2 separate regions of the Homo sapiens genome follow, and region 1 is linked to region 2. Evidence: read pairs that join two places in POLR2A ChIA-PET (ENCODE). Cell type or tissue: MCF 10A. All regions are shown on one strand. Each heading gives the region's core, and the rest is flanking DNA. Links, peaks and the distances in the headings are about the cores only. Region 1 has its middle 48 kb from the start of GPR50-AS1. Region 2 has its middle 74 kb from the start of VMA21.

What was found. ChIA-PET counts read pairs that join two places held together with the same protein. Peaks named below come from ENCODE experiments on the same cell type or tissue, not always from the same donor. Only the 100,000 strongest peaks of a DNase experiment are listed, where the experiment ranks them.
Region 1: POLR2A ChIA-PET joins it to region 2 with 5 read pairs; 2 of 35 experiments call an interaction of 5 or more read pairs at or near these places.

The regions. Positions count from the first base shown.
Region 1 is chrX:151,222,870-151,228,258 of GRCh38, reverse strand. It overlaps the pseudogene NAB1P1. Among named protein-coding and RNA genes, the nearest start is that of GPR50-AS1, 48 kb to the right of the region's middle. In MCF 10A, for the core only: no CTCF peak of the experiment used is centred there; a DNase peak (open chromatin) is centred at 2,208.
Region 2 is chrX:151,320,484-151,325,872 of GRCh38, reverse strand. No RefSeq gene overlaps it. Among named protein-coding and RNA genes, the nearest start is that of VMA21, 74 kb to the left of the region's middle. In MCF 10A, for the core only: no CTCF peak of the experiment used is centred there; a DNase peak (open chromatin) is centred at 2,622.

The sequences.
Region 1 (5,389 bases), core at 183-5,182, 98 kb after region 2:
TGGGGTTTGCAGGTCATCCTCTTACTATAAAGCAACAAAATCACAGTCTTACGGCTGGAAGTTTTAGAGTAAATTATCATCTGTATTCTGGCTGCTCTTAGAGACATTTCAGTGTCTTTAAGTAATTGTCTTTGGGTGTATCATCCAGGTTCTATTATTGCTATCTGTGGGAGGGTTTACATGACTACTTCACTTGTTTGACATTACCATCCCTAGGTCATTTAGGGCCGACGAAACAGAGACCTACGGGGCTCTCAATTAAAAACATAGGAGTGGGGAGAGGCGCTGCCGCCACGGCGGCCAAGCGAGCGCAGTCGGGGCGGGCGGCGGGAAGAAGCGGCGGGCCCGAGCTGGGAGGCAGCAGGGAGAGCCCACCCACCACCTTCCCTTCCCTCCTCGATGTGAGCGGGGGCGTCCCGGACTCCGCAGCTGCCAGAGGAGGGAGAGCCGGGGCCGTCGCTTCCGAGTTGGGGCTGAGCAGCCCTCGGCGAGAGCGCGCCAAGACCGCCGCAGCTGCTAGCTGAGTTAAACCCACCCACAGTCATGGCCGAGGCCTTACCCAGGACCCTGGGGGAGTTGCAGCTGTATACAATATTACAAAAAGCCAATCTGCTTTCTTATTTTGATGCCTTTATCCAACAAGGTGGTGATGATGTCCAGCAACTCTGTGAAGCAGGAAAAGAGGAGTTTTTGGAAATCATGGCACTCGTGGGCATGGCTAGCAAGCCGCTTCATGTTAGAAGGCTACAGAAGGCTTTAAGAGACTGGGTCACAAACCCTGGGCTTTTCAATCGGCCGCTGACTTCCCTTCCTGTCAGTAACATACCGATCTATAAATTACCAGAGGGATCACTGACATAGCTGGAAATATCCTGCAGTAGTTATGAAAGGAGTAGCAATGCCTGGGAACCTCATTTTAAAATCCCCAATTTTACCACCCAACTTTTTTACCACCCAATTTACCACCCAATTTCCCCAATTTTGCCACCACCTGTGTGCAGAGCTTGGGACAGGGGAAGTCAGATGTGGTCGGGAGCCTAGCACTGCAGAGTGCTGGTGAGTCCAGACTCTGGCAAGGCCACCATGCCACCAAGAGCGAGCACAGCCTCTCCCCAGCAGACCTGGGCTCCCACACGTCCCCAAAGGAGAGCAGCGAGGCACTGGATGCTGCTGCTGTGCTCTCTGTGGCAGAGTGTGTGGAGCGGATGGCCCCCACACTGCCGAAAAGTGACTTGAACGAAGTGAAAAAGCTGCTAAAAACCAACAAGACGTTGGCCAAAATGCTTGGTCACATCTTTGAGATGAACGATAATGATCCACGCAAAGAGGAGGAAATTTGGAAATACAGTGAATATATGGCAGATTTGACTCAAAGAGGAAGGATGGAAAACATCTCATGCTTCATGAGCTCACTGTTAATGAAGCGGCTGCTCAACTCTGTGTGAAGGATAATGCTCTTTGCCTTGGCTAGGCAGGTTTCTCGAGAAGTCACCTATAAATATACTTACAGAACCACCAAGTCAAAATGTGAAGAAAGAGATGAATTATCCTTGTAGAGGATTAAAGTGGAGGATGGGTTTCCAGATTTCCAGGATTCTGTGCAAACGCTCTTCCAGCTGGCTAGAGCTAAGAGTGAAGAACTCGCAGCCCTTAGTTCACAGCAGCCCGAAAAGGTGATGGCAAAGCAGATGGAGTTCCTCTGCAACCAAGCTGGCTGTGAGAGACTGCAGCATGCCGAGAGGAGGCTGTCTGCAGGGCTTTACAGGGAGAGCTCAGAAGAGCACAGTCCTAAAGGCTTGACTTCCGATAACTCAGATGGACAAGGAGAAACACCTTTGAATCTCCGAATGCCTAATTTACAGAACAGACAACCCCATCATATTGTGGTGGATGGGGAGCTGAGCAGACTTTATCCCAGTGAGGCAAAGTCCCACTCATCAGAGAGCCTTGGGATTTTAAAAGACCAGCCTCACTCAGCTTTTACCTTAGAAAAGAAAGTCATCAAAACAGACCCTGAAGATTCAAGATAGCTGTGATTCTCTCACCGTTCTCTGGAAATGGCATCAGATTTAAGGATAATACTCCATCATATAAATAAGCCTTAATAACCAGTGTTGCCTCATTCAGCTCAAACAGATTTCATAGCCAAAGCAAAAGGACTGTTACAGTAGCCTGCAGAAACCAGGAAGATAAAACAACAGCCACAAAAGAGAAAATCAAAAGAGTGTTGCAATCTATAACAGTAACATTGATTCATTCACATTCCTGTGTTGAGTCATTCTATATGGAAAGGCTTACAAATCAATATTGTAAGCATTCATTATTTAAGAATGTACAATGCATTTGTGTAATTTATAGAAGTAAAATCTAGATGTTCAGACCTGTTTGGTTCAATAGATGTGGATACAGCTTATTTTACTTGAAATTTTGTTGTCTACTGTGTGTGTTTAACGTAAATATATGTCAGAGTTTAGAATCTTTGCCTGCAGTCGTGAAAAAGAAAGCTTAAATGATGTAGTTGTTGGCAAGATTGCAATGATTATGGAAAAATAGAAAGCAAATACTCAGTTTAAGCCAAGGAAAATATCATGGATTTAATATTTGATAAAACTGATTTTGTTTAACAGGAAATGTGTAGCATTCACTCATATAATATCTGGTTATCAGCGCACGTTTACACAATAAATACCTGAGTGGAGGAAAGTTAAAAAGATGAGCAATAGAGTAGAAAATATCTCTTAAACTAGTTGACCTAGTTTGTATTAACAGCTACTTAAAATGTATCAAAGATAGGCAGCTATTACGTAGACAGATAAATTGAAATAAGTGGACCCATGTATAAAAGCTTTGACTTAAACATTGATATTTCAGAACGTGTTAAATAGATTAAGACATAGTAAGTTAACCCTACATGTTATAAAGATGGTGACTGTTAACAAAGGCTATAACAGATTAAGTACTGTTTATATCTAGAAAGTCTTCTCTATGTAGAGAAGTCAGAGAGACTAGATGCTTTCACTAGGGAATGTCTTCCCACCCAGCCATCACAAGTGTGGACAATCACTGCATCCACATTTGTAGGCATATTTTTATGGAAGTTTAGTTGACACCTATATTCATTATTTATTTTATGATTTCATTTTTCTACACCTTTGAGATTTGTGAATGCAGTTTTTTCTTAAAATTCATTTTTAACTTGACAGTACATTTTTAATTCCCCCAATTTAATTAATGGACTGCGTGCATATATATGGGAGTGTGCTTACATGTTTATAATGTACTCGCATACTTATGAGAATTTCACATTGGAATTCATAATGGTAAAAAATCAAATACACCTGCCAATATACGTTTTTTCTGTTGGTTTAAGAGAAGATGGCCGGGCTCAGTGGCTCGCGCCTGTAATCCCAGCACTCTGGGAGGCCGAGGCCGGTGGATCACCTGAGATCGGGAGTTCGAAACCAGCCTGACCAGCGTGGGGAGACCCCGTCTCTACTAAAAACACAAAGTTAGCCAGGTGTGGTGGCACATGCCTATGGTCCCAGCTACCTGGGAGGCAGAGGCAGGAGAATTGCTTGAATCCGGGAGGCAGAGGTTGTGGTGAGCCGAGATTGCGCCATTGCACTCCAGCCTGGGCAACAAGAGGGAAACTCCGTCTCAAAAAAAAAAAAAAAAAAAAAATCTGACAGCTTCACCTACTTCCTACAGATTCATCTAAACCCAGATATTGCTGAGAAGAGTGTATTGACTTAGAATATGTATTTTTTGTTTTTAGTTCTGCTGTAGATCATAAGTGTGTAAAAAATATTAAGTCATAATCTGTTACACTAAAATTCGTCAGCCAAATGTTGGATGAGATGTCTGCACTGTAATCTCAGATCACTGTCACGTATATAAATTGCTTCTTCATTTTAATTTGTAGAAGAACTTTACAGTAGGAAACACCAGTAAACAACTTTTATACTGTTAAAAGGCTTTTTTTCCCTTCCTAAATGCTTTAATTGTACCATAGTGTTTTGCTCACTGAAGAAGCTTCTTATGGACCTTGCAACTTTGTTGCTAGCTTGAGGGTGATTATTGTGGTTGTATTGTTCACTGTGTGTAGAAATAGTATGAGTATGATTTCAATAGACTGTTCAGTTTTTAACATTAGCCATAGCACTGGTTAGTATCTCAGTAGTTTCATGAAACATTTCCCGTATTAGAATCTATTTTGAAACATTTATTTGTGTGTGTGTGTGTCTTAGGGTCAAGTTTGTAAATTTTAATAAGCCACAATTTTAAAAGATGCAGTAATCTTCCAACTTCCAATATTTATCCATTCCTCGTGGATCCACAAATTGCATCTTTAAATTCATGATACCTTTCCTTAAGTATCATATGTTTCCGGTTGTTCAAGCTTAGTGATGAGGTGCAAGCACAAGAGAAATTTCAGTAGAATACAGTTTTTATTTTGTAAACACTAATGTATTAAACTTGTTATACATTAAAGCAAATAATATATATTTTATTTGAATTGTATATATGAGTTGGATGTTGTAACTAGTTGACTTTTTCATTTTGTTAGAGGTATTTTCGCTGAACAAGGTCAATTGGTTACCTAAGTATTAGGGCCAATATAGTCCAAGGGACCATTTCTCCCTGAGTCTCTTACACTTTATTGTGCGATGTCCATGTTTTTTGTTGTTGTTGTTGCTGTTGTTTTTTGTTTTGTTTTGTTTTGAGATGGAGTCTCACTCTGTCACCCAGGCTGGAGTGCAGTGGCACGATCTCGGCTCACTGCAAGCTCTGCCTCCCGGGTTCACGCCATTCTCCTGCCTCAGCCTCCCGAGGAGCTGGGACTACAGGCGCCCGCCACCACGCCCGGCTAATTTTTTGTATTTTTAGCGGGGACGGGGTTTCACCGTGTTAGCCAGGCTGGTCTTGATCTCCTGACCTCGTGATCCACCCACCTTGGCCTCCCAAAGTGCTGGGATTACAGGTGTGAGCCACCGCACCTGGCCGATGTCCACGTTTTTATGACTCTTCAAGCTGTTGGTGAGGTGGGACGAGTGCACTTGCTTCCTGTTCCTTTGGCAATAAAGATTTTCTGTGCCTCCCCCCACAAAAAAAAACAAGCATAGGAGGACCATCCCCAAGTAAGAGGGATGCACCAGAGTTTGGTTAAGTTTTATTAAAACTTCAGCTGAGTCCAAAGCACTAAGGTGATCAACACTTCACTCTATCAGACTAAGAGAGGAAATAGGACAATTATATGGTTCTTTTATACATTAGACATAAGAAGAAGTAGAATGACATGTAACCTATAATCAAGAAAAAAGCAGACAATGCAAGCAGACTCAACATTGCATGAAAGATACAAGCCTTCTCCTGTATTTTCAGACAAAAA
Region 2 (5,389 bases), core at 295-5,294:
TCACGTTTCTTCTCATTATTTTCTTGTTTGTTAGGAGAAAAGAGGCAAAATATTTATCTTGTACATTTGATCGCTGGGTGCTTTTTATACCATTTCTCTGAACTTTGATTTTTCGTAAGTCGTACACAGAAGACTATATTTCCATACAATTTCAAAGGTGTATTTCTAATTGCCTTGTGCCTTTCCATGGTAACTAAAACCACAAGCTGGAAACTGGGAATTTATGAATGGCACTGGCTCAGGTTACAACAAATCAAGCTTCTAAGATCAGTTTGAAAAATGTCCTGTTTTGGTGTGTAGCTGCAAAATGTATGTCACCGTTTTCTAATTTTTAAAAGTTTCAATAACATTTATTTTTTACATTGTAAAAGTAACTTATGCTCATTATACAACATTTGAAAAACACAGAAACATAGAACCAAAAAAACGGTAGTTTCATCTGTCAAAAGCAACCACAGTTGTTAACACTTTGTTCTATTTCCTAAATAGAACAAAGGTGTCATTGTGTCATTATTTTTAAATATTTTTTGTGCCTTTTTTTTTTTTTTTTTTTTTTTTTTTGGTGACAAAATCTTGCTCTGCTGCCCAGGCTGCAGTGCAATGGCACGATCTCAGCTCACTGCAACCTCTGCCTCCTGGGTTCAAGGGATTCTCCTCTCTCAGCCTCCCGAGTAGCTGGGATTACAGGCACCATGCCCAACTAATTTTTGTATTTTTTTTTTTTTTAGTAGAGATGGGGTTTCACCATGTTGGTCAGGCTGGTCTTGAACTCCTGACGTCAGGTGATCCATCTGCCTTGGCCTCCCTAACTGCTGGAATTATAGGTGTGAGCCACCGAGATGGAACGTGAGTCACTATTTTTAAAAATCCATAACAAATCCACAAAGCTGTAAGCTCTGTGAGGTAGAAACCATGTCTTATGCATCTAGAATACTGCATGGTATAAAAGGGAACTCCATAAATGTCTATCAGAGAATAAAGCTTGGTTTATATATTTGGGTTTGCAATTCATGATGGTATTTTTACCATAGTATTAAAATACTATTGATACTTTATGCATGTTCATGTCAAGTTTGTATAGTGCACCATGTGGAGATGGTCTCAGAGAGGGGGCTATCCTACCTTCTGAGCAGGGCTGGGAAAGCACCAGGGCAGTTGTTATCACCACTGTGTCTGCAGCCTCTTCTTTGTACTCTCATCGCATCCTGTGCTTCTCTGTTTAGAACTCTCATCATGTTTCACAGTTGCTTTTTCACTGTCTGCCTTTTCAAATTGTGAGCCCCATGAGAGCAGGTATTTTTGTCTGTCCTGGTCACTGCTGTATCCCCAACACCTAGTTTAGTGCCTGGCATATAGTAGGCACTTGATAAATATTTGTTGATTGATGGAATGAAGACAATAACAATTCCTGAAATTAAAGATCTTGCTGTCTAGCAGGGAGGATAAAATCAGTTTCCTGATAACTAACACAAGGAAGACTCCTATCTCTTCTCTCACTGCTCTTTTAGGATGTCTCATGAAGTTGGCTGTGTAGGCTCCTTTTGTTTTCCCTGTATTGTGGCTGGGGGAGGTCAAAGTGCAGAGATGTAACAAGACTGATGGATGGCAGAGAAGGGACTACAGTTTGGTTTCTCTGACTCCTGATTCAATGCTCTTTCTACAACATCTCATTGATGACCTTCTACTTCAGAAAGGTTTTTTTTTTTTTTTTTTTCTATGACTCTCTGAAACAATGTTGTTTGGTTAGAGACTAGAATTGGGAAGATCTTTGATGTCAAATATTTGTCTGTGATTTGTTACTTCGGTAAAAATGGTGTGTGGTCACCTCAAGGAGGATAAACTCAGGATCTCTTAATAGATTAGGCAGTTTGAAACTCCCGTCTTCACAGGTTCCAGTCCACTCTGAGGGAGGCCTCCAGTGAACTTGGAAATAGCTTTCTTCTTCCCAGAAATAACCTCAGATATCTGTTAAGGGGATAGGTGGATGGATTAATGGATGAAAGAAAATGTCCCTCAGGAAGGGGAATATAATGTTATTCAGAACACCTAGATGCTTTTTCATCAGTTCACTTATGTGATAGTTCAAGTCTTTCACATGTAGCTGCCCCCGAAGATTCTGTTTTACAGAAAAGATTAAAATAAAATAGGACTTAAGCATCTTTTCTTTTTCTAATACTGTAATGCCTTCTTATAGTGGACATGTTCTCCACTGTTGAATGCGTGTTTAATCAGAATGTAAATTTTAAATGGCCTCTCCTTTCCTCCAGTTACCATGTCATCATTTTTTAGCAAGTCTCACTTTGTTTTAGATTTAAGCTTCCCTTTTTCTTACATTGGCTGTTATTTTCCTATTAATGATACTTTTCTACTTTATTTTTTTAACTTTTATTTTAAGATCTGAAGTACATGTGCAGGATGTGCAGCCAGGTATGGTTGAGTTGTTTTGTGATTGCTTTAATAAATGTACCTAAAAGTATTGCACAAGAAAAAGAGAAAATGTTCTTCAGTGCAGGAGCAAGAAGGTGTTGTTGAGACATTTATATCATTCTAATCTGCTTGCAGACACAAGCTTGCTCTCTCCAAATCTCTGCCATGGGCATGATAAAACTTGTTTTAAAGAGGTTGTAGTATGATGATAATCCAAGCTTACTGGGCCAGTGCCAATGGAAGAAGACAGGCAAGTGGTACAATAGAATTAACAAGGCAGGAGGGTTCATTGTGTGCTCAGGTAAGGTTAAGTAGACAGTTTGGGACAGCTTAGTGGTGCAGAAGAAACATTGATCATTCAAGTCTTCCAGCCAACATTTTTGAGAATCTACTATACACCAAGTCCTATGTAAAAGTCTAAGAATACAGAGATGACTAAGTAAGCCACAACCCTTGCCCTCAAGTTGTTCCCAGTCTAACAGCTCTACCTAAAAGAGTCAAGACCATCTTCCTAGAGGAGGGGATACTTGAGCTGAGTCTTGAAGGTTGGAGAAGAATTTGCCTGGAGGCTAAGTTGAGAAGGAAGAAAGAAAAGCATTTATGAAAGAGGGAAAGGCAAAGCTTGTTCAGAAACATGGAGATATGAAATGGTGTGGTGCTTTTAGGGACTGCAAGTAGTCTACTGTGCACATGGAATCAAGAACATGAAAAGGAATGTGATGTACACTGAATTAGGATACTGGCATTATATATAAAAGGAGATGGATAATCATGAGAAATATTAGGATTAAGAATACACAGGACTTGGTGGCCAATGGGATGAATAAAGCAGTAGAAATCAAGGATCAATCCTGGGTCTCTGACTTAGGCAAATGAGGTGGAATGTCATTAACCATGATAGCAAATATAAGAGAAGTAGATATGAGCTGAGATGAGGCTAGAAAGTTAGACAAAGGCCTATTTGGGGAAGGCTGTGTTAACACTAGCAAGGCTAGAACAGGAAAGGTCTTGAAAGTCAGGTTATAGGGAAATCTAAAGAATTTTAATCAGGAGAGTGATATTATCATATTACAATTTGGAATGTTCACTCTGACTGCTGTGTCAAAGTGGAATCCACAAAGCAGGTAATGATGTGAAGGGAATGGAAGAGTCAAGGATGGCTCCCAAGTTTCTGGCTTGAGCACCTGAGTAGATGGAGGAATCATGCACTGATATTGAGAAGACAAGAAAAAGGCAGATTGAAAAGTGAAAATGTTGAGCTACCTTTTGGATATGTTGAGTTTAGGAAGCCATGGTGCGTCTAAGTAGAAATTCCAGGTGGTGATTGGCTTTATGGGTCTGGATCTCAGGATAGAGGAGTTTCGCATAGATTCACTGCATAGATGGAGTGGCAGATGCCATGGGAAATCACCCATGATCAGAGAAAAGAGAGTCAAGAACTAAGAAACAAATATTTAGGAAGAAATGTATGAACTTATAAAAGACTGACAAAAAGTTGGAGGAAAACAGAAACATGATTTCATGGAGACAAATGAAGAAATAGTTGTTTCAAGAGTAAGGAAGTAATCAAGAATATAAAATGCTACAAAAATTAAGGCCTGAAATGTGTCCATTTGACTTTTTTTTTTTTTAGTTGGGAGCTATAAATGAGAATAATTTTAGCAGAATAGTGAGGTAAGATCCTGATTACAATGGGTTAGAAAGCAAATTAAGAACACACAATTAGAATATATAATTTTAAAATATACTATTTACAATGGCAACTGAAAATATAAGATTCTTAGACAGATATCTATGAAAGTGCATGCAAAATCTTTATAAATAAAGTTCTAAAATGTAGTTTAAAAATCATAAAACGAGACTTAAGTAATGGTAAGATATAAATATAATTTTTAAACATAATATTTACAATAGCAACCAAAATTATAAGATTCTTAGACAAAAATCTATGACAGTGCATGCAAAATCTTTATAAATAAAGTTCTAAAACATTGTTTAAAAATCATAAAAGGAGACCTAAATAATGGTAAGATATACTATGCTTATGGATGCAAAAAACTAAATATCATAAAGATGTCAATTCTCCAGATTATTCTACATGTGCGACGTACTTTCAGTCAAAATCTTAACTTTTTGTGGTACTTGATGAGCTGATTTAAAAAATTTATACAGAAAATCAAAGGGCCAAAAATAACCAGCAAAATCTTAACAAGTAAAACAAGGTAAGGGGTTTTCTCTACTACATATCAAGTCTTATTCTAAAACAATGAACATTATGACAATGTGGTATTGCATAGGGATAGGCAAACAGATCAATGAAACAGTACAATGAACTCAGACACATACCACACATTTATGGAAATTATATATAAAAGAGATGTATGAAAAACAGTGAGGAAGCCGGGCGCGGTGTCTCCCACCTGTAATCCCAGCACTTTGGGAAGCCAAGGCAGGTGGATCACCTGAGGTCGGGAGTTCAAGACCAGCCTGACCAACACGGAGAAACTCCATCTCTACCAAAAATACAAAATTAGCCGGGTGTGGTGGTTCATACCTGTAATCCCAGCTACTCGGGAGGCTGAGGCAGGAGAATTGCTTGAACCTTGGAGGCAGAGGTTGGGGTGGGCGGAGATCATGCCATTGCACTCTAGCCTGGGCAACAAGAGTAGAACTCCACCTCAAAAAAAGAAACAAAAACAGTGAGGAAAAGAAAAACTGTTCAATAAATGGCAAGGGAAAATTAGGTATTCACATAATGACAAATAAAAATATAAATAATAGGTATTTATTCTTACCTTAAACCATATGCAAGAAGTAATCCCAAGTGGGCTACAGTGCTAAAGTGAAAATCAAATTTTAAACTTTTACAAGAAAGTATAGGGAAATGTCATTATGGCCTTAGATTAAGGAAGGGATTCTTAACCAAGTCACAAAAAACACAAACCATTAAAAAGACTGATAA